Regions from separate parts of the Homo sapiens genome. Here region 2 is linked to region 1. A link is a loop called in an ENCODE intact Hi-C map of the cell type or tissue named here. Cell type or tissue: psoas muscle. All regions are shown on one strand. Links, peaks and the distances in the headings refer to the core of each region. The heading gives the core; the rest is flanking DNA. Region 1 holds the start of LOC124905104 (a long non-coding RNA gene). Region 2 overlaps SYN3 (synapsin III).

Evidence for each region. Peaks named below come from ENCODE experiments on the same cell type or tissue, not always from the same donor. Only the 100,000 strongest peaks of a DNase experiment are listed, where the experiment ranks them.
Region 2: a loop joins it to region 1, with 4 times the contacts of the local background. A loop is called at or near these places in 6 of 110 quality-filtered maps.

What each region holds. Positions count from the first base shown.
Region 1 is chr22:32,808,828-32,825,107 of GRCh38, forward strand. All of the region lies in intron 6 of SYN3 (synapsin III), which reads right to left. The region is part of intron 1 of TIMP3 (TIMP metallopeptidase inhibitor 3); the gene reads left to right. It overlaps LOC124905104 (a long non-coding RNA gene), which reads left to right and starts at 2,489. Exons shown (of 2, transcript XR_007068068.1): 1 at 2,489-5,304; 2 at 5,474-5,513. RefSeq lists an enhancer at 11,500-11,999. In psoas muscle, for the core only: no CTCF peak of the experiment used is centred there; a DNase peak (open chromatin) is centred at 7,267; H3K27ac peaks cover 1,519 bases.
Region 2 is chr22:32,868,064-32,884,343 of GRCh38, forward strand. SYN3 (synapsin III) reads right to left here. Exons shown (of 14, transcript NM_003490.4): 5 at 903-1,062. Among named protein-coding and RNA genes, the nearest start is that of TIMP3, 74 kb to the left of the region's middle. RefSeq lists a silencer at 7,766-7,978 and an enhancer at 13,959-14,253. In psoas muscle, for the core only: no CTCF peak of the experiment used is centred there; no DNase peak of the experiment used is centred there; H3K27me3 peaks cover 1,053 bases.

The DNA.
Region 1 (16,280 bases), core at 3,638-11,637:
CTGCATGGGAAACTCCCAGAGGGGATCATTCCTGCGCTGGGAGAAAGAACTTAGGGCTGCGTGCCACCCAGAGGGATAAACCTAACCCACTTTAGAGGGTAAGCACCCACTATGCTCTCTGCATTACTTGATAAGTCTAGTCCTGTCTTCTGGTGGACATGATACCCTAGCACCCTCCCAGAGAAGAAAGTGGAGATTTCTAAATGCCAACCCTGCAGGAGATCACAAACATAATACTGTAATTTTCATAGTAAGTTTGGTGCCCTTACTATGTGCCAGGCACTGTACCAAGCTCCTTACTTGCCTATCAGTCATCCCAGCTGCCTGATGAGCTGTCTCAGGCTAGGGAAGCCAAATGGCTTGCCCAAGCTCACACCACTTGCAACCTATACTTGCTTAGCCTATCTCCAAAACCTGTGTTTCCAATCAGTCTCTCATATAGACCAAGGGCTACAACTTTTTAGACTTGGGAAGATTCTACCCATTTTGCGACCTCTCCACATGAGTCTTTGGCTCCCCACTGTTGGGGTCCCCGTCAGTCTGCTTATCTTTGGTTTTCTTCCTCTCCAGACATGCCTTCCCTGCTGCCCCCAAATTTTATTACTGTATAGTCAGTTCTGGGATCCTAACATAACCAAGCCTTACCTCCTAACCCAGTGCCCTTTCAACTCTCTCAGTGGTTCCCAGACTTTTCAACACTATGGAATTTTTTAAAATTAATTTTTCCCTCCAATAAGTTCTGTGTTTGGAACAGTTATCCGACACAATTTCATGTGTTGAGTGTTGATTAACTTTCCATTAAAAAACAAATTAAAATATAACTAGAACTGCTGATACTAGCCAGTCATTATTCTGACACAATCAGCTAATATACTAATTAATTATAGCCGAAAGCAAGGACGGTTGGTGTTTTCATAAGCCTGGGAAGTTTTCTCATGGGTTCCTGGGTGATTGCATTGTCGGATTTGGGTTGGCTTACTGATATGCCTAAAATAGCTCCTGGCTTCTTTGGTATATCGCTGTCCTTTGCCCCTCCTGAGAATCTTTAGTTTCATGCCAGCTTAGCATCTCTTCTCCCTGTGGGCAGGTCCCATGCATTTACTGCCATTGTCACTTCTCCCTGTTACCCACAGTGCTGCCACCATGCCTGGGATAGACAGCAGGTAACTGATGTGTCCTAGTTGAGGTCCCTATCCTTTCAGAGGAGGTGACATGGGTTCAGATATTTTCCTATGTTCATGTCTGGCATCCAGGGGTACACAAAGTATTGATTCTAGCTAAAGGGACTTACTAAATACTGTTTGACAGGAGGCCCACAGGTGTCTATGTGGGCTGCAGTGGAACTAAGAGGTCTTTTTGTTCAGCTGTTAAAAAATTAGTGTTTGTAGCTTCAGAGGGGCCCCAGAGAACCTTTCCTGACCCATTTAGAGGCCATCTGTGTGGCTAGGATGGCTTTGCTGTCACAGAAGGGACAGTCCACACTACCCAACACTCAAGTCTGATTTATGTTCATGTAAATCCGATCACCTAATGGTGGCATTCACGGCTTGGAGACAAGAAACTATAAGTGTTTCCAAGCCTGCAGCCACCTGGCTTTTTGTGGGGGTGGGGAAGGGAAGGAAAGCTGTACGATCTGGCCTCAGAGAGCCCAAGGTAAAGTTCAGTTAGTGGAAAAACAGAGCCCTAGATGATTGGGCGGGGGGTGGGTACTGGGGAGTGGAGAGGGGAAGTCCTGAGCTGACCAAGCCTCCAAGAGCCATTCCGGAACTAGAGATCTTAAATACTACATGGTAATTATCCCCTCTGCCTCTGCCCATGAGGGTGTCAGGCACAGGGCCGCCTGGCTGCCTGCAGAGAAGAGCTGTTTCATTCAGAAACTTCAGAGCTCCTGCAATGCCTGGATTAGGATGTGGGGATGGTGAGTTTCGCAACCAGGGTCAGATTTCATGAAGACTTGGTTTCGTGACTTGAGGTGTTTGACTAAGGTGTTTGCATCTCATGTATTTAGGAAGGGCTCCCTTTTGACTTAGACTTTATCATCATGAATAAGCTCCCTGCCTTTTCGATTTGGAAACATGATAGCTCTAGTGAGCTCTGCTACTCCCAAGCTTGGGCAGGTTCTTTGCCTCAGTTTCCTCATCTCTAAAATGGGGGGAAATATATTATGTACCACGTGGTAACTTCATTGGCAATTAAGTGAAATACTTCATGGAATGTTTAGCACTAAATATTCCTTAGTGTTGAAAAGGCTGGGAACCACTGAGACAGTTGAAAGGGCACTGGGTTAGGAGGTAAGGCTTGGTTATGTTAGGATCCCAGAACTGACTATACGGTAATAAAATTTGGGGGCAGCAGGGAAGGCATGTCTGGAGAGGAAGAAAATCAAAGATAAGCAGACTGAGGGGGGCCCCAAAAGTGGGGAGCCAAAGACTCAGGTGGAGAGGTCGCAAAATGGGTAGAATCTTCCCAAGTCTAAAAAGTTGTAGCCCTTAGTCTATACAAGAGACTGATTCTTGGCACAGAATAGCTCAATAAGAATAAGCATGAGCTTTTAGTAGTAGTGTTGTTATAGAGCAGAGCTGATATTCTCACTTCACTTTCGGTGAGGAAAATGGCGCTCTGTGGTGTGATGTGATGTTTTCCAGGGTCATATAGAGAGAGCTGAGTTTCAATTCAAAATCGTGGTTTGATCCCCCCGCCTCCAAATCTAATGTGTTCCATTTTGTCACAGTGCTTCCCACAGGGCAGAGAAAGAAACAACAAAGTTCCTACTCTATTTTCACAACTCTTCACATTTTAGAGTCTTAAGTCCATTTGATCTCATTTGATGACAACTTCGCAACGAGGAAAGCAGGATGGTGATTGGGGGGTCGGTCATAGTTCCTAGTTAGTGGATGTCAGTATTGAGAATGGCGGGGTTCTGTGGCTTAGCCATATAGCCAATACATGGAATGGGATTGGAACCCATGTCTTCTGAGGGCAAGCCCAACACTTGTCAAGGATCTGGTGCTGCCCTTCCCTCTTTAGACAGCTCCCATTGATAAGCAGAGGTAGAAGTCACTAGGGTAGCCAAAGAGAGGGCCCTAGAAATGGAATGGTGACAATGAACTTGGCTGAAGAGTCAGCAACCGCTCCCCTATCCACTGCCAGGGCTAGGAGGTGCAGTGTGGCATGGAGGAGGAGCACTGGCTGGAGTTAGGAGGCCTAAGGTCTAGTCCTAGTTCATCATCTGACTCTGGAGTCCCCTTGGTGATACTGACCTCCCTGGGTTTGGTCTCTTATCTGTAAAACAGCAGGATATTGGCTCTATGTGGTGTGTATTTCACTGAATGCCTACTATGGTCAAGTTTTTCTGGCTCTAAGTTCCCTTGGAAAGGGCTCTCTACTTTAGCTGAATAACTCAGCACCTAAATCTGTCAACCACACCCTTCAGTAGGTAACTTTGTTAGAAATATGGTCTATTAAGGTAAGAGCCAGGATTTCTGTGGTTGCAAAAGTGGATGCGGGCTCTGAACAAAACCTCTAGTGAGCTGAGATACTTTATCAGATGACATATTTGACCACCAAACTTCTGTTGGAGCAGGGCTGATTTGCCAAACAGACAGCAACCTTGCAGACTTAGTCGATGGCTAGAATTAAGACTCAAGGTCACTTCAGGGCCTGTCACTGATTGTGGGAGGGCTTGGTAAAAATTGAACCTCATTAACACCACTGAAGAAGCTGATAGACAAGAAATGGGATTAAGACTCAATACTCATCAAAATAAGGCTTTCCTTATCCACAGCCTACCTGAGCAGTGCCTCACTCTGGAAAATGTGGTTCATGGCTCGGCTCAAACATTTTCTGTTGCTGAGAGGACTTCTCTCATGGAAGTCTGGCTCAGATGAACACATGTGTGATCTGATGGAACCTTTGTTTAAGTGAATGAGGAGGGTATTTGGAAGACTTAGATCAAACGTGTGCCCCATTGGGCAGTCACTATCTGCTCCCCTGACAGGGAGAAACCCCAGTGACAGGATAGAAAGCTCCAAAGATCCTGAGGAAGTTTGGAAGGTCAAACTTCACCACTGCAAGGACTGAGAGATCCAAGAATCTCAGAATCCAGGTTGGTCTCCAGGGTGCAGTTCTGAACAAATGAGTGCAGTGGATAAAAAGCTTATACTTAAGGTGGGAAGGTGGGTGTGGGTTCCAGTTCCTTCTTTGGCTGATTCTCTTTTGGCCTGGATTTCCTCACTTGTCATCCATGCCATGTCACAAACCCAGTGCCTACAGGGACCAGGCACAGAAGCTGGATATTTGAGTATCAGACATATTGGAATATTACTCACTCCTACCAAATATGTTTATGGTTCCCCATTCTCTTGGTTTCCATTTTGGAGAGCTAAACAGGTACTAAAAATGATTTCTTTATTATAAGACAAGCAATAAAACAGTGGGCAAGTGTGATGATAAACAGCATCTGAGCTTTGGCTTTGGAGTTGGGGAGACAATAGAGAGTGGCAGTAACTGTGGTGAACCGTACAGTCCAGGTCCCTTCTGGAGGGGACAGCTGCTGTCCAGCTCCAGCCTATCAGGATGTGAGTCTAGTGATGCCAGATTTCCAGTCTCTTAGGACAAGCAAGAAATCCAAATTTTTAATGTAACATCTTCTGAAAAGATACACACACACACACACACACACACACACACACACACACACACACACACACGTGGACCAAACAAAACATGTCCATGGGCCAGATTCAGCCTTGTGGGTCACCAGTTTTGTGATCTGGAATCCATTTTATTTCTAGAATCTCCTTTCAATTCTCGGATCTCTGAGTGAGTAACACCCAATTTTTTTTTTTTTGGCAAAATGTGTCCTGCATTTCCCACACTTTCTGAGCTGGAGCACAGGTTCTGGAGTTAGACCACTTGGCTCAAACCTTGGCCTCGTTCATGGCTAGTTGCCTGTCCCTGGACAAGTTAATTCCCTGGTCTCATTTTTCCTATCTGTAAAATGGAGTATGCAATAATAGTACTCTTAACCTCATAGGTTGTGGAAGAATTCACAGACACAATGGAAATAAAAGGCCTGGCTCATTGCCTGGCATGTAGTAAGGACCTGATAAATGTCAGCCATCATATTATTACTACATGGTATTACTGCCTCCCCTTAGATGGGAGCCAAGTCTTGCTCACCAGCTCATTGCCTGATGTTAGTAGGCATTCAATAAAAGTATCATGAATGAATAAGAACATTTGAGAAAGACAGCATTCCAGCCTTTCCAGGCAATACTCGTGTGTGTGTGTGTGTGTGTGTGTGTGTGTGTGTGAGAGAGAGAGAGAGAGAGAGAGAGAAAGAGAAAGAAAGAAAAGAAAGAAAGAAAGAAAGAAAGAAAACAAAGAAAGGAAAGAAAGAAAAAAAAAGAAAGAAAGAAGGAAAGAAAGAAAGAGGGAGGGAGGGAGAGAGGGAGAGAGGGAAGGAAGGAAGGAGAGAGAGAGAGAGACAGAAAGAAAGAAAGAAAGAAAGAGAAAGAAAGAGAGAAAGAAAGAAAGAAAGAAAGAGATTGGTTTGAAACATTGGGAGCTGAGCTTAATGAGAAAAGGCCATTCCTAACTGCTAAGCTACCGTATTAAACAGTGGCAAGTACCTTGGAAAATAAAACAGAAACCACTGCCCATCTTTTTCTAACGGAGAAAGACAAGAGATGGCTTGACCAGAGTGGAGATTTAGAACTTCAGGTGCTGATAAATATGGTAACATCATGGGGTGCTTTGGCAGCTGGATAGATTTTATTTATTCAGGGCTCCTTTAAGCCAGAGGAGATTCCTGGAGGCTGCTAAAATAGAATGCTCCACCTGGATAGTTAACATCTGGATTTTATTTTGTTTCAAAAAGTTAATTACAAATAGTTCGAATTCCTTCTGGTATCCCTCTGAGAAGAGTTTCTTACTGGGTGGCTCACAAGCGGGGAGACAGAAAGGGAAAAAAACTAGATTGATATTGCTCAGGAGAAACAGGATTGTGGCTACACGTGAGCCATGTATGCAATTTTGAATTTTCCCATAGTCATGTTTAAAAAAACGAGGAAAAAGTGAAATTAATTTTAATACTAAACCCAATATGTATAAAATATGACCATTTCAATATGTAATCAATTTTACACTTATTAATAAGATCTTAATATTTTTAAAATTAAGTTTTTGACATCCATTATGTATTTTACACTCATAGCATATCTCAGTTTGGACTAGTTGCGTTTCAGCTACCTGTGGTTAGTGGCCGCCATGTTAATACTACAGCACAGGTCAAGATAACATTTGCAAAGGCAAGGCATCTTCCCCTCCCCATTTCTAGTTTCATGAACTGTGCACAGGGATATGGGGCTGTTCGAGGTACTTTTGGGCTGACCAAGGCTCAGAGGCTACTGACAGCTTTGCTGCAAGTAACTTCTAGGCCTTGTGGGTCCCAGTGCAGGGAACCCATGTGCGGTGACACTGGAGAAGCCATCTGATCCAGGTCTCTCACTTGACAGATGGGGAAACTGAGGTCCAAAGAGGTACAGCAGCTTGGTTTAAGAGATAGAGATGGAACTGGAACAAAAATAATAACCATTTGATAATATTTTAACATTTATTGATTTGTTTTTATATGCCAAGACCTTTTAAAGCATTATCTCCTTTAAACTCTCATAACCACTCATTGAGGTAGGCACTCCTATTTCTACTTTGCAGATGAAAAAAATTGGGACTTAAGAGGAATTAAATATGAAAGCAGCTACTATTTGTTGACAGCTATTTTAAGATCTTTATATACATATATACATGTAATAAATTCTATTCTTTACTATAAACATACATGTCAGAAATTATTAGTGTTATCATCCTTGTCCTCCTCATTCCACTTTGCAGATGAAAATACTGAAGCTGAGAGAGACTAGGTAACTTACCTAGTATGTACCTACATAGTGAAGCCAGATTTGAGCCGGACCTCCTGACTCCAGAGTCCGAGCAATCTCACCAATTCTGCCCACGGTCACCCCACTGCATGATGGCAGAGCTAGTATTTGAGCAGGTGTGTCTGTTCTGTGGTCTGTGGTCTTCACCGCCCCACTAGACAGCCTGGATTTTTCTGCTCTTGAGTCTCAACACTTTCTGCCTTACTGTGCCACTAGTAAGGAACAGAACAGGGAGGTTTTTGACCCCAGCACTGATTGAAGGGCCCAGGCAAAGCAGGCTCGTCTCCTCTGGCTTGGCTGGTTCCCAGGCTGCCCTAACCCATGAAGCCAGATTCTTGGCCAAGTTAAGCAGGGTGGGAAGAACACTTGTCCATTCCGCCTTCCCAGTTGGGCGAGGTCAGTGTACCAGGTTGGAAAGTGGTATGTGTCTAATTGCAGGGGCGGGGGTAGGGGGGAGGCCAGAGGATTAACACTCTTTAAATAGACATCAGAAAACTAAGAATAGCCTTGCTGCCTGGTAATTGATGGGCATTCCTGACTACGGGCCACACACTCAGTAGGTGCTCGATAAACATGGGTGAAATACAGGAATAAACAAATACTGAAAATGGGTCATTGGGTGAGCACTTAGCCAGTAAAAATCTGTGCTTTGTATAAAAAGAACTTTGGACTGAGGTTATATGAGTCTTCCTGCAGGCTGGAGACCTCTGTTACCTTTACTTCTCTACTTTTGTTGTCTTGAGACCAGCTTTTTTATTTTTGGTGAGGAGAACAGCAGGCAGTTCAAATGTCAGGGAAAGACAAGTTCAGCTTGCTTTTTCCTTATTTCTGTCTTGTTACCTGCTATCCTGCCAGGTTAGAAAGATGGAATCACTCCCTTTTGCCCTATCATCAAGACTTCAGTGTTCCCTGGAGCACTCTAAATTTGCCATCAGACTTGGATCATCCTCTAATACCAAGCTCCTGGGTCCTTCCTGAAGGCTGCCTCCTTGTCTTGCTGAGAAGAATTAAGGTCGCTTCCCTGGGAGGAATTCAGCAGCACCTCTTGTAAGTCATCAGGTGTGCTGTAAGGATGGGGCAGGCAACATTTCTTTGTACTGTGGGAAGGCCTAAATCAGTGTTTCTCAAGGTGTGATCCTTGCACCACCAATCTTAAGAAATGTTCTTTGGAGCCGGGCACAGCGGCTCACGCATATAACCCCACCTTGGGAGGCTGAGGCGAGAGGATCGCTTGAGCCCAGGAATTGAAGACCAGTCTGGGTCACATAGTAAGATTCCCTGTCTCTACTAATTTAAAAAAAAAAAAAAGAAAAGGTGGTTGGGCCTGTAGTCCCAGTTACTCTTGAGGCTTAGGTGGGAGAATCGCTTGAGTCCACGAGGTTGAGGCTGCAGTGAGCCATGATTGTACCACTGCACTCCAGCCAGGGTGACAGAGCAAGACTCTATCTCAAAAAAAAAAAAATGTTATTTGGGAGAGCTGTTTATTGTATTCCCCTCTTGGAGAGACATGTGGCTATTAGCATAGTAAAAGCTCTGAGAAGTCCTGCTGCATGGTGACCTGTTTAGCTCTGTTTAATCCAGTGTTCTCTGAACATATCTAGCCAAGGAACTAATTTTCCCAAGAAGCACCTACAAATGCAGTTGGTGAGACACTGCCCAGATGAGGATTCTGAAAACCCCTTTTGCCCACTTGCCTGCCATTGTGATTGCTGAGTAGGGAAGAAGAAATTAGGAAGTATCATCTGCATTACACAGGGAAGCTGCTCTCCTAGGGTTGCCAAACAGAAATGGCTGTAGTGGTGCCAGTGGGTGCTTTGTAGGGACCAGAAGAAAAAGGAGGAAGGGAAGGCTGACCTTCAAGGTCACACATTTGCCAGATTTAAAGTTCCTTCCTGTGGTCATGACTTGTTTTATAATCTTGCTTGGCTCAGTTCTGGGCACACATCAGATTTTTAAATCCTAGGATCTTGTTTATACCGTTAAGGACATGATTGAAGGACATTGTGGTGAGTGTGAAGGTGAGATGTTTCTGATTGAAGGTCCATGGGGCAGGCACCCTGCGAGCAGGTAATGAACAGTAGGGGACATACCGGTGCAACCCCACCCTGGTCCCCTGGTCGTCTGGGCCAGATCTCTCCCCTCTCTGTTCTATACTTCTCTTACATCACCGTCCTACCTAATCATTTTACCGATAGGAGCACCTTTGGGATTCTGATTAAAGCTATGCATACAAATTTCAAGAGCTTCAGAAATTCTCCTAAAAGCTATCTTGGATCATTAGAACACTTGCCCTAGAGTATCACTGAGTCAATAATGGTGTTGAAACTAAACAGCAACAAAATCCCCCCAAAAAGGTAACCTAACTTAGTCTGAAATTGTCTGAAAATTAATGGCACTGCCAGTTCAGTGGCTGCTCAGAGCGTTTTGGTGAAGAAATTGGCTGATGGATATTTTGCAGTAGTCTACAGGATTTGACGTGGGATGCCATCTTTATGGACATGGCTCTGCTGGGCAAAGCAAGGACGGGCACATCCAGCCTATGCGGTCCATCAGGGGCACTCACATTTAGAATGGGGGAGTCTTAGTTAGCCCAGGGGCTGGGGGCAGCATGGTAGTGTAGAAAAAGGGGCCAGTGCCTCCAGAAAATGGGACCCCAGGCCTGGCTCTGCTCCTTCTGCTGTGTGATTCTGGTTGAGTGGCCTTCCCTTTGAGTCCTCTGGATGAAGTTAAGGAGAAGTCTTGGGTTCTCAAGTAGTCACTATTCAGACTCTCGCTTTCAGAGTATTTAAAGGAGGAAAGGAAACAGAAGGATAGGGCTGGTGGACTTAAAAGGCCGTGTGTTTGCCGCCACCCCATTTGCTCCCAGGGCTGGGTGTTTGTCTCCCCTCCGGCGCTGGGCCTCCTGCTTGGCCTCCAGCTCTTGCACCATTAACTGCAGTCAGAAAAGCTGATGTCACTGTGGCCGGCCTAGGGGGAAAGTCTCAGGATAAAACTGCTTCCACCTGGATCTGGAGAAGGGGAAGTGACTGGCAAGAGATTCGCAGGTAGGGCTCAGAGACCAGGAGGAATCCAGTCTGGGTAAGAATTCCCTGTCATGGGGCTCTGAAGCCACGGGCCAGGCAGGTAGTGGATTTCAAGCCAGCCAGCGGGGTCACTTGGCCCCTGCAGCTACTCCTCGCCCCCTCCTGCATAATTTCCTATTTCCTGCCTCCTCCTCCTCTGACACAGTTATAAATAACCTCGAGGCTGGCCTCTGCGCTTAAGTATAGGTGAGCCAGAGGAAAGTGGAGGGGATCAAGGTGGAGCTGGATCTGCCACTTGGCCAGGGGGTCACAGGGTTTCAGATTGCTCAGGGGAATTTTGTTTTCTTGTTTTTTCCACTAGGGAGTGAGGTAGTGAAAGAGGAAATAAGCTGTGTTGGCATGGGGAGGCTTGGCCTTGCAGGCCGGTGCTGGGTTTCACCCGCAAGGAGCTGCCTCTCTGCTCACTGCAGATCCCCAGGACCAAAGGTCTGGAAAGAGGCTTAGTGAGAAGGCATCTCAGGACACAAAGAGGACACGATGCCTTGCTGGTGAGGTCCTGCGGTCTCCTTCTCGAGGCCCAGCCCGGCCCCATATTGGAGGCCAAACATGTAGAAGGGTGTATCTCATTTTTTACCTTTTTTTCTCAACCACCAGCCAACGATGGGTATGTGATTTCTAAGGATGTCCATTGACTATAAAGGTCCCATTAATACATATGCTATGGACAGATTCTCTCCTTGAACACAGGTTTATGGAGCACCTACTATATTCCAGGTGCTGGGCAGAGTGCTAAGGTCACAAAAATGAATCAGCTGTGGCCTCTACAGCCTGTTCCCCTCTTGGCATAGATCTGCCCTTCCCCCTCCACAGTCTGGACAATCAAGGACCTGGAGTAAGCACACTCTAGGGGCCGCGTCTCCCAGCATATCTTTTGTTTTCGAAAGTTCAAAAAACAGAAGAGGAGGATTCTGAAACAGCAAACTTGCTGGGTCATCCATAGAGTATATTAACTGGCTATCTTGCTATCTGTCCATAACTTGCTACCTGTCCATAGTGTATATTAACTTCCTGGGAGCCCACTCACTGCCTGACTTCCTGTTCTGCGCATGGGCCCAAGGGAAGTTCTCGCAACCATAGTTTTCTGTGATATCCATCCTACCACATGGCTTCCTGGGAAACCCATTAGCTTTTTTGTTTGTTTTAGAGCCCAAGGGAATCAGGGCCTTGAGGGGATTTTTTGGTGTGGGGGGTGGTGCAAGCTTCTAACACTGAGAGTGGGTGCTTTTCTGATTCCTATGAAGGTGGAGTGTAGGTGTCGTTCCTGGCTCAGCAGAGTCAGCCCTCTCATCCTATTCAGGCCGTCTCTGAGGCTGGCTCCTGTGCCCAAGCCCTTCCTCACTCCCTCAGGGCATGATCACAGGGCATTTCCTTAGCATTCCTCCTTTCTCCCCTGTGTGTGTGTGTGTGTGTGCGTGCGCGTGTGTGTGTGTGTGTGTGGTGTGTGTGGTGTGTGTTCTACTCCGTGTGTGTGTCATCCTCTGCTCATCCACCCATTCCACTGCGTGTGTGTGTGTGTGTGTGTGTGTGGTGTGTTCTACTCCGTGTGTGTGTCATCCTCCTCTGCTCATCCACCCATTCCACTGCAGCACCTAGCATCACCTAGGGGCCTGGAAAACCTGCACCTGAAAGCCGTAACTCCCCGGCACCTGGCTGGTTGACTTCTTCCCCCTTAACCCCATTTACTTTGAGGATGGAGGTAGTCTTTAGGGTCAGGCTGAGATTTGTCCTGACCCATGCTTAGTTGGCACATCTTGCTTCTGCAACATGCTTGCTTAGGGTTGGGCAGGGGCCCGGAGAAAACAAGTCGTGGCATCACCAGGACCTGATTACCCCCAGGCACCAAGGAGCACCTGGGACCAAGGGGAGGTTTGGGGCTTGGGATATGTTTTAGGGTGAAGGATCACAGAAGCTTACTCATACCTATTTGAAAGCCAAGTCAACAGATGTGGGTTCTTGGAAGGAGAAAAGGAGGTTAACTGCTTACTTATTAGATTAGAAGTGATGTATGAATGATAAAGAGCAGAGTTTGCCAGATATTGCTAATTAATTCTCTCACTGCTTATTTTATGGATGATAAAGGGTAGGGAGAGACATGTTAATTGGCTTCAAGGTCTCTGAGCCAAGCATGACCAATCCGAGAAACCCAGGTGGCTTCATGCTCTTTCAATATGATCTCATCCCTGCACTAGAGAATTTATATTTTTGAGCATAAAGAATACCCACCGGTGCAATCTCCCAGGCTCTTCTGAAGGGTTTGGAGAGACAGTGGAGGATGTCAAAAGAGATGAACTTAGAGTCAAAAAAAGCAGAGATGGAATCCCGTCTCTGCCTTTTACCACTGGAGTTAGTTGACTAAAATGTAAACTCTGAGCCTTGGTTTTCCCAATTGCAAAATGGGAAAGACCCCATTTATAATGCAGGTGGGTGAGAGATGCCAGCAGTGACAGGGACTTTCAGTAAAGGCTGAGCTGAAGCTGAATTTGAAAAGCACATTCTTTACGTTCCATTGAAGATCTGCACTTGCTCTTCTGCTAACCGCTAAGGTGTCATCAGTGCTGTGCTATTAAAATCAGAAGTCAAAGAAGGTGGGTGTGGCCCTCATAGCCAGAGTTGATAGAAATGGATTTATTAATATAATGGATGGTCCATAGAAAGGTGAATGACCTGGTTAACAGACAGGGATGGAGTGGAGACCTGTCTGCCCTGGTCTTCAGGCTGGTTCTGAAATCACAGAATTAAGATGATCTCAGCTGAGGGGCAAGGCAAATCGGATGGAAGAGCGGAGGCCCAGAGAAGCGAAGCCCTTTCCCAATATCTCACAGCAGGTGGGGAGTGGGGGAAAGCAGCTTCCAGGGGGTGGATTCCTGAACCAGGTATTTGTCACTGTCCCACGTAGCTCCTCTTGTCACCATATGTCCCACTCAGTGGAGGGATACTTCCTGCAAGACAAAGAGGGCCTCATGGTTCCCCCGTCACTCACTGCCTTCCACTCCCTGCTTCTGATTATTCTGTAAGAAGTTGAGGCCGAGCGCAGTGGCTCACGCCTGTAATCTCAGCACTTTGGGAGGCCGAGGCAGGCGGATCACCTGAGGTCGGGAGTTCGAGACCAGCCTGACCAACATGGAGAAACCCCATCTCTACTAAAAATACAAAATTAGCCGGGCGTGGTGGCGCATGCCTGTAATCCCAGCTACTCGGGAGGCTGAGGCAGGAGAATTGCTTGAACCTGGGAGGCAGAGGTTGCAATGAGCCGAGATCGCACCATTGCACTCCAGCCTGGGCAACAAGAGCAAAACTCCATCTCAAAAAAAAAAAAAAAAAAAGAAGTTGGAGCTCTGTCTGTCTGTCCTTTCCCCAACTCCCCATCTCCGAGGCTGGCTCCTGTGCCCAAAGTCTTCCTCGCTGTCTCTGGGTATGTTCACAGGGTATGATCACATTTCCCCTGCATGCCCTGCGTGGGATGTGCTCCATGTGCTGATGCCTCTGGGGATTTCCAGATGATGTCCCTGGACTTGGCAGAGCAGTGTGGGGAATCTGGGACTTGCACTTCCTATCCTCATGGAGTCTGGTCTCTCACCTTCACAGGCCACTAAGAGGAAAGGCAACTGGTGTGACGTCTGGGGAGGGAAGTATGTTCCTGTGCATCGAAAGCCTCAAACATGTGCATACACTTTAACTAGCAATCTTACTTCTAGAAATTTAGTCCTAAGAAATAACTAGGCAATGGAGTCCATTGCTACATTGTTTATCCCCAAATTAATCTAAATGTCTATTGCAAATAGACTGCTTAGATTATGGTGCGTTCATACAGTGAAGATCTGCACTTCCTCTTCTGCTAACCGCTAAGGTGTCATCAGTGCTGTGCTATTAAAATCAGAAGTCAAAGGAGGTGGGTGTGGCCCTCATAGCCAGAGTTGATAGAAATGGATTTATTAATATAATGGATGGTCCAAAGAAAGGTGAATGAAAGAGTCATAAAAGATGTTGAGGTAGTTCTCTATTGATGCCAGAATAGCCCTATGGTGCACTTTTGAGTAACAGAAGCCAATTTGTTAAAAACAACAACAACAACAACAACAAAAAAAAAACAGAGAGAGAGAGATGAATGTGCATCCAGATGCTTAGAGAAGAGTCTGAATGTCTGTATACTAAATATCAACACTAGTTACTCTGCGCTGTGGGATTTTGGATGATTTTAATTTGATCCAGTGTTTTCTGGAAAATAAAATTTCACTACATTGACACATCATTTGATAATCAGATAAAAGAACAATGGTGGGAAAGCAAGGACTCAAGTGACCCTTGCTTTTGGGTCTAGAGCATCATGTAGGAAGCCAGCACAGCCCATCCCTTTCCTAGGCGCCACCTTCTGGCTCCTGGTGGGACTTGTAAGTCCCGTGGTCAGTTACCTGATTGCTCTTACGGACCTGACGCTGGAAATCCTCTCTCTCCAAGGTCCCTGCAGGAGATGGGACCTGCCACAGAGAATGCCGCAAGGGATGTTTCTGTTGGGAGCTGTGAGTGGGGTGGATGTCCTCTGCCTCTCTTAAATAGATGAGCTAGATTTGAACCTGGGGCTGGCCAAAGGGAGTCTCCTCTCAGAAACCAGGATGCAGTGGGCCGTCTGTGTCCCAGCCCCAAAGCAGCCAGGGTCCAGTGGATTAGCACAGAGCCGACCAGGCCTGGAGGGTGGTGGTCTGGGATTGGGTGAGCAGCCACCAGCAGGAATAGCAATTGGAGGGAAGGAGAAGCATTGCCAAGAGCAACTTAGGGGGCCGTGAGTGCAGGTCTCTGGACAGACAGCATGGTAACTGGCTGAGGCAGGAAGAAGCTTGGTGGGCTCCCATGGTGCTAATAATAGGCCGTGTAGGAGCAGGGGAGGCAGCTCCAGACTTGGAGTGAAAAGACGTGGGGTGCAGTCAGAATGAACTCCCCAGCCATCCATGTGGTCTCAGGCAAGTCACTCTGCCTCCAGAGCCCCATGTCCACTCCTATAAGATGGTACATCCCCACAGTGCCCTGCCACAGGTGATTATAGGTGAAGGTCTTTTGACACCTATATGTCTAAGGGTCATGGAGTGACATCTTATGAAGTCAGCACATAGAAAGTCAAAAAACCCTTACATTCCTGTAAAATACAGTGCAGGCCAGGCGCGGTGACTCACGCCTGTAATCCCAGCATTTTGGGAGGCCAAGGGTGGCGGATCATGAGGTCAGGAGATCGAGACCATCCTGGCTAACACGGTGAAACCCCATCTCTACTAAAAATACAAAAAATTAACCAGGTGTGGTGGCGCACATCTGAAGTCCCAGCTACTTGGGAGGCTGAGGCAGGATAATCACTTAAACTTGGGAGGTGGAGGTTGCAGTGAGACGACACCTCGCCACTGCACTCCAGCCTGGGCGACAGAGCAAGACTCCATCTCAAAAAAAAAAAAAAATACAGTGCCATCTCTCCATAACTCCACCTGAGCCAGCAGTTCCATCAGTGTTGTGACAGATTACTATTTTTTTTTTGTTGTCAAGTACCCTCAGGTTGAGCAGCTGAGATGCTTTTAGGGAGTGAGACAATCTCAGGATCTGTCTTTAAACCCCGTAGTCATATAGGGACTGGCACCACCAGAGACAACAGCAGATCCCTGTCTGGAGCTCACTGAAGAATCAGGGGTGGGAGGAATTGCCCTTTTAAAATGGAGTGTATATATGTATATATTTTTTGCATAATTAAATAATATATATATGTCATTGAACTCAGGCTGGTTAGAGGCATGCATGTATGATATAAATTCTCTGTATACAAATAAAAGGAAGTTACTTGTATTCGTTGAATGGGTTGTTATGATGACTCCCTTCATAGGAAACATTTGGATCCATTTCCTCTGCTTTCGATGTTGTTCTTTCGCTTCTGAACCAGTGTTTGAGGCAGATGTCTTTGATACTGAGTAAAGACATGGCAGTTTGCATTCACTCTCTGACCAAAAGAGATGCTCCCTACTCTTGCAGAATACTGATTGCCCATGACAACCAGAGTACTTTTATAAGAAAAGGAGCACACAGAAGGCAGAAAGGGACCTTGTTTGGGGAGGCGGCTTTGAGCAGTGACTTTATGACATAAACGATTAGGCTCTTCCTGGCCCCGCCTGTCTTGGGATATCTACTCAGACCCTGGAACTTTGAAATCGCAGGCTGGGTCCAATGAGCGCAGAAAAGGGACAGGACTCAGGCAGATAGGATTTCTTTCGGGTTTGGTAAACAG
Region 2 (16,280 bases), core at 3,617-11,616, 59 kb after region 1:
TGAGCTTCCATCTCTGTAAAATGAAGGGTTGACACTCACTTCACACGAGAGCGACAGTTTGAGTGCCAGGTAGCATAGTTTTCTGGGACATAGTAAGTGCTCAATAAATGGAGTCTGCTGTTAACAATAATGATAGAATGTTCATAAAACAATATGGTGCATCTTTATGACTAATATTATAACATAACACCATATCATAATGTTATATAATAACATGTTTTGTTATTATATATTATTAATAGCATATATTGTCACTGTATTATATATTATATATTACAAAGATCAATTATTACATATATGTAATATCATATATCATATATTACATGTAACATGTATAATATATAACATGTATATATTAACGTATATGCATTTATTTATTACAAAACTTTTTTTCGAGACAGAGTTTCGCTGTTGTTGCCCAGGCTGGAGTGCAACGGCACGATCTCGGCTCACCACAACCTCCGCCTCCCGGGTTCAAGCGATTCTCCTGCCTCAGCCTCCCGAGTAGCTGGGATTACAGCGGGATTACAGACATGCGCCACCATGCCTGGCTAATTTTGTATTTTTAGTAGAGATGGGGTTTCTCCATGTCGGTCAGGCTGGTCTCGAACTACCAACTTCAGGTGATCCGCCTGTCTTGGCCTCCCAAAGTGCTGGGATTACAGGCATAAGCCACCGTGCCCGGCCTATAAATATTTACCATAATAATATATAAAATATAAAATTAATATAATTGTTAGGCAACAATTCCAACAAGAGCCCTAGGATCCAAGTTCAGTTCAGTTGCTTAAATAAGAATTTTTACTACTGAGGCCTCCATGCTGGGGAGTGGGCTTGTCGCAGAGTGGGAGGCCACCCACTGCCTCCCAGATCCCTCCAGGTCAGCCTGCCCTGTCACCTACCACCCAGGGCTTGCTGCAGAAGTTGTAGACGGAGTAGAGAGAGTTGACAGCAGGCAGCCCTCCATACTGCAGGCCGATGACCAGGCTGCGGTAGTCTTCCCCCAGGGCCATGCTGTAGGCATGCTGGCGGACCAGGATGAAGTCTGGCTTGAAGGATCTGCTGAGAAAGCCAACAGCAGTGTTACCACACTGGGACATTGATGAAACACCAGGGCATCCGGCCACAGCTTGCTGGGGATGATAGCACTGACTTGCAGGGCGGCAGCTTAGTTCAGAAGTGGGAGCAGGTGGGGGATGAGGGCAGTTAAATGCAAAGGCACAGCTACTCCACTATAAAGTCAAAGGGCTGGAAACACTATATATATTCTCTCTCTCTCTCTCTCTCTCTCTCTCTCTCTCTCTCACAGGCTCTTTCCTAAATTCCCTGCATTGAACATCTATTTCATTTGCAACCAGAAAAAAATATATCAAAGTGAATCAACCGAGATTCTGCAAGGTACCACGCACTCTACTGAATGTATGTATTATCCATGGTGAGGACAACTGCCCTAGGAGGTGAGGGTTGTCATCAACTCCCATTTCACAAACGAGCACCCTGAGGCTCAGGAAGACTAAGTCACTTGTTCAAAAAGATACGCTGCAGAGAGGCAGCAGGGCCAGGTCTGTGTAGCCTCATGGCTCCGGCTCTTGTTCCTGCAGATCTCAAATCAACCAACACATCTTGGTTTTTTTTTTTTTTTTTTTTTTCAAGTAGCAACCTCTGGAAAGCAGCAAGAGTAGGGATTTGATGGCCGAGCCCATGCCAGGCTATTTGCTAGGTCCCTCTAGAGACAGGATCCTGATGAGTGCTCACAAACAGACCTGGGTAAAGATCTGGACCATCTCCCCATTTTATAGATGGGAACACTGCAGCCCAGGGAAATTATGAACTTTCCGAATCACAAAGCTCAGAAGCAGGAGAGCCGCATTGGAACTCAGGTCATCTGGCTCCAAGTCCACATGCTTTTGACTCCATCACAGGGCCCCAGGAGGATTCACACATTGTTTGATTCATACCACCAAAGATCAAACTATTTTTGGATTCCTTATTTTTAAGTAACACAAAAAAATCAGCCCAGGCTGGGGCAATAGGGAGCACTTATAACCATTTGCTACTTTTATCTGATTTTAAAAGTAATACACATTCTTTGTGTATAAAAAAACAAAAATTCCTTGGCATGTACAAAGAAGTAAACAAAATGCTCATAATTTTACAATGCAGAGGAAACTCCTAACAACCTTTGTATATACATTTTTGATCCAATGATCAATTTCAATGTATATAATATGCATTCACATTCATAATTGCTCCATACTTTCTTTTGATTTTAATGTTTTCCACATAATAATATAGTGTATATATTTTTCTCTACTACCAAAAATATCTTCTAAAATATAATTTTTAATTTCTACACAATAGTTCACTGAATGATATATCATAATTAAGTAAACCAATCATCTACTATTATCATATAAGCTATTTCCAATATTTCATATACAAATCAGTGCCATTATTTTAAATTATTTTCATAAGATAGATCCTAAGAAGTGGGACTAATGGATTAAAGGGTGTAAGCTTTTTGTAAGATACCCAAAAAAAGTTCCCTTTTTAAGGTACATCTCACAAATTGTTTATGAGAATGTCCATCTCATTACAGCCTCACCAGCACTGCAGTTTTTGAAAAATATTTTTTTCAATTTGACAACAGAATTCCCCCCAAAAGACACCCTGTATCCTGCTATTGTTTTAGTTTGCATTTGTCTGATTCTAGTGAAATTAAATGCTTTTTATTAACCATCTGCATTTTCTTTCCTGTAAAAGTCTGTTCACATCCTTTTCCATTCAAAACAAAATAGGGTCTCCAGTTTCCTATTGAGGTGAGTTCTGTGTATTAAGGATACTGCCCTTTATCCATCATGTGTGGCAATGTTTTTACTAGATGCTTGCTTGTCTGTTTCTTTTTAATGGATGTGCATCTTAAAAAACAACACATAAATACATTGTCCATGGCCCTGGTTCTGACAATGAGACATCCACTCCTCCCTGGCAGCGTGGGTTCCATCACAGACAACAGTGGCAGCAAACGTGGTGTCTTACTAAGAATAACCCCATCCTTCTTCATGAGGAAATAATAAAAGGTCTCCTGCTGGCCAGCCTCCTATTTTTTTTCCCCATTGCTGGGAATTCATAAGAGGGACATGGGAAAAACAAAAAACACCAAACCTGGCTATCTAAAAAAAGAGGATGCCCTTCCAAGACCACCTTCCAAGAGGAGAATCCCATGGCTTGTTTTGGGATCCCCGACTCTGGCTCCAGATATTATGGTGCTCTCTCTCCAGGGCTTCCAAAACTCACCTCTAAATCAGAACCTTTCTGATTCCTCAAAATAAAAGTAGCAGGAAGCTCCTCATTGTCTTTACGGATTTGGAAATCTACCTCAAGATCCCACATGTGAAGTGCTCTTACAAAATTATACATCACTCCCCTGCTTCAAACCCTCAAAAGGCGTCTCTCTTTCTGACAAGAGATCCCTAGTGCCTTATCGTGGCTACAAGGTCCCAAATGGGTTGCCTGCCACTCCATCCTCATTTATTTTATTTTTTTAAATTATTATTTTTTTAGAGACAGGGTCTCCCTCTGTTGCTCAGGCTGGAGTGCAGTGGTGTCATCACACTCACTGCACCCTCAAACTCCTGGGCTCAAGCGATCCTCCCACATCAGCCTCCCAAGTAGCTGGGACTACAGGTGCGCACCACCACATCCAGCTAATTTTTAAATTTATTTTATTATTATTTTTTATTTTTTGTAGAGATGAGATTTTGCTGTTACCCAGGTTGGTCTTGAACCTCTGAACTTAAGTGATCCTCCTGCCTCAGGTTCCCAAAGTGTTGGAATTACAGGCATGAACCACCCTACCCAGCCTTCCATCCTCATTTTCTATCTTTCTCGCCTCCCTCACTGCCACACAAGCCACACTGACCACCTTCTCTTCCTTCAATTCCCTAGATGCTCTTCTCCCACATTGCGTGTAGGTGCCTCGTCCTCAAAGCCACCATTCTGTCTACTCTATCAAAATTTGCCCCAACCCTCGTTTTGCCCTATTTTCTTTATTCATGGCTCTGTGACAATTTTATTTCTCCTGTTTGTTTGATTAGCTGCTTAACTGTCTAGTTCTCTTTTCTAAAGATGTCAGCTCAATGGGAACAGAGGACTTGACTGTCTTGGACAAAATAGGCCTCAAAACTGTTTTTAAATAAATGATTGCATGAATGAATGCATATATGAACACATGAATAAATGAATGAACATGATGTGAAATGGCCACTGGAAAGGGGAGGGATCACTTTCCCTGCGATCCTAGAGAAGAAAACTAGACTGATAGACATAGTAGCCAGGAGACAGCAAGTAGCCCCTTATTACCAAGGGGTTGCCTTACAAGCTAACAAGTAACACCACGAAGAAATTCATAACCCCAGGGAATTCAAGGTGGCCACCATGACCTCTTAAGAGTCTCAGATCTAATATGTGAAAAATAAGCACTTCCTATGCACAATATATCAGGCCAAACCAGGCATGTGTTATAGAGTGAATTCTGCCATTCACTGCTACAGAAGGCATAGAGTCCTTCTTGAAAGTCTAGGGTATGATGGATATGCAATGACTATAGAGAAATTACTGACTTAAGCTGGGCAACCTGTGGCATTCAGTTCCTCCCTCTGTACCCAGCACCCCAGGTTCTCCATCTGGCCAGGGGGTGGCCAAGTCCTGCAGTCACCCCAACATTTAAGGTTGTGACCTCCAGTAGTTACCGAGCCTCGACAGTGGGCCAAGCACTCTGGCAAAGGTTGGAGATCCCAAGATGACAGGGATGATTCCTGCTTTTAAGAAACTCACAACCCAAGAGGAGTTGGGTGCAACGTGCCCTAAGCACTTTTTTTTTTTTTTTTTTTTTGAGAGACAGAGTCTGGCTCTATTGTCCATATTGTCCAGGCTGGTGTGCAATGGTGTGATCTTGGCTCACTGCAATCTCCACCTCCCAGGTTCAGGCAGTTCTCCTGTCTCAGCCTCCCAAGTAGCTGGGATTACAGGCACGTGCCCCTGCACCCGGCTAATTTTTGTATTTTTAGTAGAGGCAAGGTTTTGCCATTTTGGACAGGCTAGTTTCAAACTCCTGACCTCAGGTGATCTGCCCACCTTGGCCTCCCAAAGTGCCGGGATTACAGACGTGAGCCACCGTGCCCGGCCAGCATTTGTTAAATTAACAAAGGAGGGAGTGAGTGGGTGAGTGAGTGAGTGAAATAATTGAGGCATGTACAAGGGCATAAGGTGGTCCAAAGGATGGATTCAACTCTGTTAAGGGATGAGTGTGAGCAAGTGTGTGCTGGAAGCCTTGGTCTTAAAAGCTGAGGTTGTCAAGTGGGTTGGGTTTGGAGAGTATTCCAGGCAGGGGGAAGGCACCTGCGACTGAATGAATGTGCCCTCGTTGTTGGGGGTGTAGTGGACTGTGCTGGTTTTATCTGCTCTGTACCCAGAACTCCTCCTTTTTCTAGAAACAGAGCCCATGCGGAAATCCTCTCTGATCAGAGAACCACATTTTCCTGGGCTGTAACTGGTCTAAGGACGGAACACCTGATGTAAAATGGGCCTGTGAGAAAATTCTCGGGTGTGTTGTATCTGAGCTCTGAAAGACAGGAGTGGCCAGCTACACTGAAGTAATATAAGCTGGGCTGATGGGAGACCATTTTCCTGTTACATGAAGAAATCCCATTTGTAGCAGAAGTACCAGCTGGGAAAAGAGATAAGGAGGGAGGCAAGACACCTGTCAACATTAGATGAGTCGGCCAAATGCAGTGGCTCATGCTTGTAATCCCAGCATTTTGGGAGGCCAAGGTGGGCGGATCACTTAAGGCCAGGAGTTCAAGACCAGCCTGGCCAACGTGGCAAAACCCCATCTCTACAAAAAATACAAAAAAAAAAAATTAGCTGGGCATAGTGGCACACACCTGTAATCCCAGCTACTTGGAAGGCTAGGGCACAAGAATTGCTTGAACCAGGGAGGCAGAGGTTGCAGTGAGCCGAGATCGTGTCACTGCCCTACTGCCTGGATGACAGAACAAGAATCTGTCTCAAAAAAGAAAAAGAAAGTAAAAAGAAAAATCCCCCAACCTTTTAAGCCCCTTCCTTCTCTTCCTGCCGTAGAGCCCCACTGAGCCCAAGACCTGGGTCTCTCGTGCCTGGGTAAGGTCTCCTTTAATCTCACACAAACTGGCACGTCCTGGCCGCAGGTTGTAGCTGGGTTTTCTTGTTATTTCACCTTTAACCGTAATATGAGCTATAATATTTGGGCTCCTGATCCCAAGTCTTTCTCAGAAGTGGCTGTTGGCACTTGAGAGGAAATCAAGGACAAGAAATAATTAACGGTAAAGATGGGACAGGTGACGTGTCACAGGGGGATTACTGAATGCTTCTGGCAGCGTCAAAAAGCTGGAGGCCAGAGGTGAAGTGACTCTTAACCATTGGAGAAGTGTAATAATTCTCTCAAATATGCAGAGGTCTGTGGTGGCAAGAACAGCTCTTGGCTGGACTTTGCCTGGGACCTAAGTTAATCAGCAGAAGCCTCATTATTCTCAGTCACTTGACCACTATTTCATAACTGTCCCCTGGTCCCCAAGAGCCAGGTTGGCAAAGGGTGATGTTCATGCTGATTTTGTTCACATGCTGAGACCCATCACACCCAGAGCTGATTCCAGCCAGGCCTGCGAAGGCTCCAGACTTTCTGACGTCCATGTCAACGGGCAAAGAGACTTCACGTTTTCTCTTAATTGTCTCCACACTCTTCATAACACTCCACCTTGGAAAATTCAACCTTGGGTATCAAATCTGGGGGAAGGGGACAAAGGGAACCGAGTAAACCAGCAAATGGGGAGGGGGAATTCAAAACATTGAAACAAGCTCCATGCTCCTGCAGACTTAGGGTACCACTATTCTGCAAGGATAAAGCCAAGGAAATGTGCACGCTTTGCAGATGGAGGGGTTTGAATCGCCCATATGGAAGGACTTTGGGAATTAGTGATGCTTCCCGCCAGCCCGAGGACTGCAAGAAATTAGCCCAGGCCAAAAAGAAATTAGGTGGCAGCCAACCAAGAATCTGGTGAGGAGCAGACAACAGGATGCAGGAGGGAGGCCTGTGGGGCCCCCATGGCAGCTGCCAGATGCACACCGGTGGAGAAGGGGCCCGGTGGGGTTTACAGACAGCCCGGCTCTCTGTTGAATCCGAGGGCCCTCTTTGTAAAGTGCTAGGAGGTTAATAAAACACAGACACGAGTTGCTGGAGGAAGGAAGCTTCCTTGTCTCGTTTCAGCCTCACAATCCTGGTATCTTTATTCCGGTCTCTTCCTTCCTGAATCTCTGTCCTTGCTCTATCCTCTTCCTCCTGGTCACCCTGGGAACCCCACATGTTATGGGTTGAACTGTTGCCCCCAGGAAGATATGTCGAGGTCCTAAGCACTGGTACCTGTGACTGTGACCTTATTTGGAAAATAGGGCCTTTGCAAATATAATCAAGTTAAGATGAGGTCACACTGGAGGAGAGTGAACCCTAACCCAATGACTGATGTCTTTAGGAGAAGAGGGAAATTCGGAAACAGACACACACAGGGGAAGAGAATGCCATGTGATGAGGGAGTCAGAGATTGGAGTGATGTGTCTATAATACAGGGAATTTCAAGGATTGCTGGTGACCTTCAGGAACTAGAGAGTGGCAAGGAAGGATCCTCCCCTGGAGCCTTCAGAAGGAGCATGGCATAGGAGTCTTGATTTCAGACGTCTGGTCCCCAGAATGATGGGAGAATGAATTTCTGTTATTTAAGCCACCCAACCTGTGGTGCTTTGTTATAGCAGCCTCAGGAAACTAACACACTGCACGTGCCCACTATTCCCTTTTCCAGTATCTTTCAGGACTTGCTGGCTTCCTTTGTTCTGGCGTACACCCATGCATGGCCCCATTCCCCACTTCCTAAAACAACAACCCTGACTTAGTCTGTTTGGGCTGCTAGAACAAAATACTATAGACTGGGTGACTTATAAACAACAGAAATTCATTTCTCACATTCTGGAGGCTGGGAAGTCCAATATCGAGGCACCATCACATTTGGTCTCTGCTGAGGCCCCCTTCCTAGCTCCTCACTGTGTCCTTACATGGCAGAAGGGGCAAGGCAGCTCTCTGGGGTCCCTTTTCAAGGCCACAAATCCCATTCATTAGGGCTGATGACTTCATGACTTAATCACCTCCTAATGGCCCCACCTCCTAATCGCATTGGGCGTTAGGATTCAACATAAATTTTGGGGGGACACACATATTCAGACCATAGCAAACCCCAACAATAAAAAACCTTCACTTTAAGGTTCCAAATGGACTGGCAGTTAAATCATGTTCATATTTACATAAAAGAAGGAGTAAGTCAACAAATTGATAAACGCGTGGAGATTTGTTCGGATGGATGTTCACCAAAATGCTGGCCTTAAAGAGTGAGATGGGAAATGGGAACTATTACATTCTTCTTCATACTTTTTGGTACTGCCTGCATTGTTAAAAAAAAAAAAAAAGAGCACAGAGCATTTTTACAATCAGGAAAAAAACAATGAGGTTATCTTCATTCTGGAAAAAAATGGAAAATGAAACAGTGGAGTCACATCATGGAAAATGCTTATGGTACAATTTCATGTGACATAAAACAATAGAATAGAGGACCTGTTTTATGACTAAAGCACTGTAAAAATGACAGGCCTGGAAGGAGAGATGAAAACCACTCATTTGTTAAGGTAGTCAGGTGGCAGGTGATTTCTCTTCTTTTGAAAATTTCCATTTTCATTATATCGCAGTTTGTGCATTTACTAAAACTTTCGGTTGGTACACATGCATAAATAGATAGATAAATAAGTAGATAGATGATAGATAAATAGACGGTAGGTAGATAGATAGATAGATATGAGAAATAAGTCCCCTGTACTTGGCCTTGCAGCCATAACTAGTCATTCCCCTTCCTCTGTCCATTGCTATGCCTGATGGACAAGGCAGTCTGTGCCCTCTGGCCCCAATTCCAATGTGCCCTCTGCTCCTGGCTGTTAGTCCCTTTCCACCCCAATACAATTGCTCCGAGGTCACTTCTAAGTGTGAAGCCCCCAGATCAGATGGCTTCTTCTGTGTCCTTACCTTACCCAATTTCTAATTATAACTAAAACACAATGAGGCTCTAGTAAAATACCATGAGACTTCAGGCCCTCTGTATAACTTCACTCATTTAAACCTAACAAGGAAAACCTACCATGAATCCGAGGCACAGAGCAGCTAAGGAACTCACCAAGGTCACGCAGCTATTGGTGATGGAACCATGAGTCAAGCTTCACAGCCTGTTGGCTCTAGAATAGGGTTTCCCAACCTCAGCACTGTGGACATTTTCAGGCTGGATAATTCTCTGTTGTGGGGGGCTGTTCTGTGCCTTGTAGGATATTAGGAGCATCTCTGGCCTCTACCCACTAGACGCAGCAGCACTCCCATGCCCAGTTGTGACAACAAGCAATGTCTCCCACCATTGCCAAGTGTCCCCTGGGTGGAAATGCACCCTGCTAGAGAAGCCCTGCTGCAGGGCTCCTCTTGTCCTCTGTGGCTTCTGTGGCATGATCACTGTCCCCCTTCTCCGCAAACCCTTTCCACCTTGCCTCGAAGACACCCTCCGCCCTTGCTTCCCAACTCCCAGCTCCTTCACTGTTTTCTCCCTAACTACAGCTCTTCTCCAAGAGAAGAGCTCCTCCAAGGCTCAATCTTTGGTTCTCTGCTTCATGGAATCATCTCCATTCAGGGACTTCCCTTACCTTGTCCTCATAGGCAATAATGAAAGTGATTCAGATTTATAGAGCACTTCCTTGGTGCCAGGAATAATTTTTAGGATTTTACTTATGTTATCTTTATCCTCATGATAACTCTACAAGGTAGATACGATAATAATAGCTTTATTTTTCAAGAAACAAAGGCATAGAGAGATGAAGCACAGCCAAGAAGGTGTCCACCTGGGACTGGAGTGCAGGTCTTTGGGCTTCGAAGTCCGTGTGCACAATCACCGTGCAACCAGAACCTTCCACCACCCTGAACCTCTCATCATCACCTCCAACTCAATGTGACTGGACCCCAAGTCATCAGCTTCCCCCAAAGTGGATCTGAGGACTTCTGTTAAAGGTCTGTCGTGCTCCCAGGAACTGGGCGTATGTCACCCTGAAGTCATGTGCAGTTCTTCTCCCTGACATTCCTTAAGTATGGAGCCACCAGAGCTGCTAAGTCTTCCCTCCAGAAGTGTCTAGGATTGGTCCCTACACTCTCCACTCCTCATTTCCACTCTGGTTTTCTCCTCCAATGCCTCATGCTTGAGACACCTTAACAGACCTTCAGCTTCTAAATCCTCAACACAAGTCCTTCATCTTATTCCTCTCTGTAGCCCCAGCCTAGTCCAGGGTCCATACTTCTGAGTGTTGAGTGTTATGTGATTTCCCTGCCACTACCCCAGGGGGCCAAGCAGGTACCACCATGGTTGAGTGAGGTGGGCCTCTTCGGTTTTCTCTTCTCACACACACTCTCTGTTTTCATATAAAGCACATAAGAATATCCTTCATTTCCACAATGCTCTCTTCAACCTTTTTTGGAAGCAGGCATGTCCTTTCACATATCTTTCATTTTGTCACTCAATAGTATGAAGTATATTTCACTTTTCTGTAGGAGGGCACAACCACTAAGACAAAGGGCAGCTAATGGAAGCCTCTGTGGAGGATGAGGAGGGAGAAACCAGGAGTGAGGAATAAGCAAATGGGGCCCAGTCTAAGGTCTAAGCCATTATGGCCATGTGGGAATGAGGGTCCTGCATGGCCCTTGTGACTTTTCAAAAGATACCTAAATCTGGGTATTTATGTGAAATTCTCAATTACTTAAATGTTGACAATGCACTTAAAAAATTTTTGAAAATCACTATACTGACTGGTTAAAAAAAATAAAGGTAACCAACACACACACAGACACACACATACACACACACACACACTTTGAAAACAGTCTTTGAAAACAGTAAAGTGTTCTGCAATCTCTAAGTGTCTAGAAACTCTGCAGCTGCAGTCTCTTTAAGATCTGCCTGAGCATCACATACCCTTAAACAGATTTTCTACCCAGGGAGGTAAAGTTTCATGGATCTGCCAAGACACGGACTGATTAATTAATTATTCCATTTATTTAACAAAAATGTATTGAGCACTAATATGTGCCAGGCACATTTATAGATCCTGGAGAGACAGACTTGGAGTTGCTACAGCAAAATGCCATAAACTGAGTGGCTTAAAAACAACAAAAATTTATTTCTCACATTTCTGGAGGCTAAGAAGTCCAGGACCAAGGCATCAGCTGATGTGATGCTGGGGAGGTGGGGGACCTGCTTTCTGGTTTGTAGATGGCACATTCTCATTGCGTCCTCACATAGTCGAAGGGGGAAGGGAGCTCTCTCGGGGCCTCTTACTTATAAGGGCATTAATCCCATCCATGAAAACTCTGCCCTCATGGCTAATCACTTCCCAAAGACTTCATCTCCTAATACCATCACATTGAAGGTTAGGATTTCAACATTTGAACTCTGAGGAACACAGGCATTCAGACCACAGCAGTAAGGATAGGAATATACTTTTGTGACCCCTTCCCTGAGTACCTAGCCGGTGTTAAGCACATAGTAGGTACTCAAGGGATCCACATGGAAATGGCTTCTCTTCTCAGAGTCCTGGTCCATATAAAGTCAACAACCCTTTTAAAAAAATAACTGAAAACAGAGGATCAGAAAGTGGTTAAAATAATGAGGAGTGGTGGGAAAAATCAAGACATCTTCTAGTCCCAGCTCTGCTCTTGTGTCTTTGAGATTGTTGCTTCTCCTCTCTCAGCTTCAGGTTCCCGATTGGTCAAAGGAGAGTTGGGCTATGTGACCCCTGGGGGACCTTCCTGGGATGATTGTCTCCCATGCCAGAACTTGAAGCCAAGGTTTTTGACTCCCACCTCCCACTGTAGCTGTGCATCTGAGCTCCCCTGTTACATTCTGTCAGGTGTTACTGGTTTGTAAGAATCACGATTACTCATTATTGGGTACTTGCTGAGTGCCAGATGCTTGCAAAAGGCATTTCAACATGATCTCATAGCATCCTCACCCCAAACCCCTGTAAAGTAGCTACTTCTCTTGGGCTGGGTTCCCTAGAAGTGGAGGCTAAAGTAGGGATTTGCAAGCCAGTGACTCATGGAGGGAGTCCTCTTCAGGAAAACTGTGAGGGGTGACGGTGGTAGCTCAAGGAAGGGGAAGAAGCCAAGGAGGGATATTGTCTTAGAGAAGCTCTGGCCTTGGCCTGGTCTACAGGGGGGCTCTGGGGCAAAAACAGTGCCATGGAGTTGTCCCACTTTGAGGAAAGAGCGCTGGGCTTCTGTATCCCCAAGAGCAATCAGTCACTGACCCCCTGGTGGGTGGTGGTGGAGAGGGTTTACCCTCTCAGCCGTCTCAGGGATGCAGTTACCATCAGCCCAAGAAATGGAGAAGGCCACGGGTACAGCATTACCATGACACCTGGAGCCGCTGGGGGCACTGGCTGGCAAAGAGGATGTGAGCAGAGAACTGACCAGCATTTACACTCCACTATTACTAGCCCATTTTGCAGATGAGGATAACTGAAACCTGGAGTAGTTAATATGTTCCTAAGAACTACTAAATACAGAGGTCTGAACTGTTAGGTACAAGTTGCGCGTCTCGTAAACAGCCCTCGCCACTGAAGGACAGGGCCCATGTCTGAAATGCCTGTTTCCCCAGCACCCAGCATGGCAATTGCACCCAGGGGCTGCTGAGATGTGCTTGGAAAGGCTGAGTTTGTGAGCTGCAGCTCGCCAGGGCAATGGGGCCTCAAGTGGCATGTCGCCGGGAGGCAGAGGGGTTAGCCCTCACCCACGTGGTGGCCTGGGGCAGCCCTGCTCTCCGACAGCTGCCTGAGCTCCAGCGCTGTCAGCAGCCTGCTCAGCGCTGGGGCGGGCCTCCTGCCAGGCTGCTGCTCGGGGAAGGGGAACATTATTCATCGGAGAGATAAGGCAGCTGATGAGAGATGGGCCTCAGAGCAGCTGTTCCTCGGCAGCGGCTGGAACGGATGCTGGGGCAGTGGAGTGGAGGAGAGAGGAGTGGGGGAAGGGGAAAGCCCATTTTGAGATGAAAAATGATGGTACTGCCGAGGGGTGATGGGAGAGCACATTTCAAACCCAGGCCAGGCGCTAATATGTACTTATACCCAAGGCCTTCCCCACACATATCTCTGTCTGACAGGCCACATCTGTGCTCTGTCGGGTTAACTATTGAACTAGTCAGAGGGCTCACTTATCAGCTCGCTCAGCAGGAAATATCTGCCTGGTAGGGCACCCCCTCCCAAGCTGCTTCCTCAGTGCAAGACTGAGAAGCTGGGCCCAAAAGATGCTAAACGCTCCTGCCTGGGCCACAGCCCTAAATCACCCATCTCCGCCCCCAGAGCACCCAGGTGGCGCTGATCTCAGGTGGCCCAGCCACTTCTCGCTGGTTCCCTAGGTTCTCCATCTTCCCTCAAAGCTAGCTGACACAGGATGGAATTTTCCAGGTTGAGGGGCAAGAGTGGGTGAGCTTTCTTTATTTTATCCATTGTTTGATAGTTGTTTTTTTTTAAAGGAAAGATGTGAAAAAGGAACCTTGAGGCCGGGCACAGTGGCTCACGCCTGTAATCCCAGCATTTTGGGAGGCCGAGTAGGGCAGATCACCTGAGGTCAGGAGTTCGAGACCAGCCTGGCCAATATGGTGAAACCCCGTCTCTACTAAAAATACAAAAATTAGCTGGGCATGGTGGCATGTGCCTGTAGTCCCAGCTATTCGGAGACTGAGGCAGGGGAATCACTTGAACCTAAGAGGCAGAGGCTGCAGTGAGCCGAGATCATGCCACTGCACTCCAGCCTGGCGACAGAGCGAGACTCTGTCTCAAAAAAAAAAAAAAAGGAACCTCGAGGGTTTCCTGGGAGACAGGGGAGGGCAGGATGTGACGTCTGTCTGTGACGGGACCTGGGCTGTCAGGTGAAACGCCTGATGGTCTTCCCTGACAAGCTGCGGCTGCCTCTCCAGCCTCCTCCCCTGCCCATCGGTCAGGTCATCTTCCTTTCTGACCACATCAGAGGGTTTCCTCAGAAGCCAGGGCCTTCCCTGTCCCTATGTTCTAACATGGACTTTCCCACTCTGACCGCCTGGCTAACATTTTGTCTGTCATCAGTGCAGGGAAGGGTGTAGACAGGAGTCCTTAAAAGTACCTATGGTATTATATTTCTTTTCATTAAAAAAAATCTAAAACAAATTCGGCTAAATGTTAAGATTTGACAAACTCAGTTGTGAACATAAGGGAAACAACAGTTAGCATTTAAGAGTGCTGGGAACTTGTATTTTTCAGAGTATTACCTTAATTGATCCTGACAGTTGCCCTTTGAAGTGTGTGTTTAAACGAGACAGAGGCACAGAGAGGACAAGCAGCCTCTCCAATGTCACACGGCAGATGCAAGTAGCCTGGCTCCAGAGCGGGTGTCTTAACCACCTTAGTTTATGAGTGTTTGCTAAATTATTCTCTGTACTTTTTCTAGCCTTAAAATAGTTCAGAATTTTTTTTTTTTTTAGGATCTGAAGCAAACATGGCAAAATGTTAATATTTGTCAAAGTAGTGTGTTCAACTATCTATGTGTAAGATTATTCCGAACTTTGCAATATGTATATGAATATTTAAAAAGAAAACAATAAAAAAGCCTCAGCGCTATTACCACTTCTCCTCAGAAGGCTTCTGAAGTCCCCCCGCCCCCCAACCAGCTCCTCTAAGCCCTTGCTTCTCTGAACTATTCTCCACCAGGCCCTGACTGTGTCACATCCTAGCAGTTGATTTACTTCCCATTTCCCCCTCCAGGCTGTGAACTCCACCAGCGAGTGGTGATGTTGAATTTATATCTGAATTTCCAGGGTCTGGCCAATTGCAAGGAATCTAGAAGCTCAATAAAATTATGAAACTAAAGGGAGCTATTTAGGGGGCCCCCATGGGTGAGTATTGAGCAGCTACATAAAGAGGCTGCAGAGGGTGCAGGGAACAAATGTGGACCCTGCCCTCCCTGCTGGAGACATATGGCAGTAATTTTTAGGACCATAACCCAGTAAGGGCTTCCAGCATAAATGCTTCCAGCTGCACCCTCCACTGTGGACAGGAAACTGGGAACCTCTTAAGACAGGATCTTGATGGCTTCCAGCTCAGTCGGATGCCCATCAAAAGAAGCAGAGGGTAGGAGCAGCTTTCTAGAAAGCCCTCTGGGTTTTACCCACTGTGTCTGGGGCTGTGTGTGTTTACTGGTTTGGCAGCTGTCAGATCAACCCTCCTCATTCTAGTTTAGTGGCTCGCCAATCTTGGCTGTACATTGGAATCACCCAAGGAGCTCTCAAAACTAGTTCTTCCTCCTCTTCTCTGCCCCTAGATATTCTGATAGAATTGACCTGAAGTGCCCACCTGGGTTTGGAGATTTTTAGAAGCTTTCTAAGTAATTGGAATGTGCAGCCAAGGCTGAGAACTCCTGTTAGGTTCTCTTTTTTAAAAAAAGATAGCTGCTACCAGGTGAACTGTGATGATATCTCCATTCAGTGCACATTTACTGAGCATCTATTATGTGAAATGCACCAAGGAAGGAAAGGGTTTGAGATTCCTGTCCTATGGCGTAGCTAAGTTTGATGAGGGGAATAAGTTGGCAAGTTTTGGTGTGTACAGATCCAACAGCCGGCCTCAGAGTGGTAGTAGAATCTTGGTATCTCCTAAGCCCACATCAGACATCACTGATTACAGTATAATTTCCTGCTGAGTCCATAGTGGTGGCCAATCAATGGCTGCTGGACAAGAAAGCAAGGTGGTAACAACACTTAGGTATGTTTCCTCAAGTTCTAGCTGGGACTTATTCTTTCCCCTGCTAGGTGGGACTTCATATACTCATACCAGCCAAGAAACACGTCAGCATGCAGCTACCATGTAAAACAAAGTCTGGCCGAACCTGGGAAACGTTTCTAAGCTAACACATTTCCCAACAAATACACACCTAACAAATTTCTAAAACTGCTGGAGCATGAACTACCCTTTGAGAACTACTGGTTAAGGCCAACACTGGCTAAGCACACAAGAGCTCATTTAATTCTTCCAATAGCCCCAGGGGTCAATTGATTGCATGTTTAGAGCACAGACTTTGGGTTCAAGCCCCAGTTCTA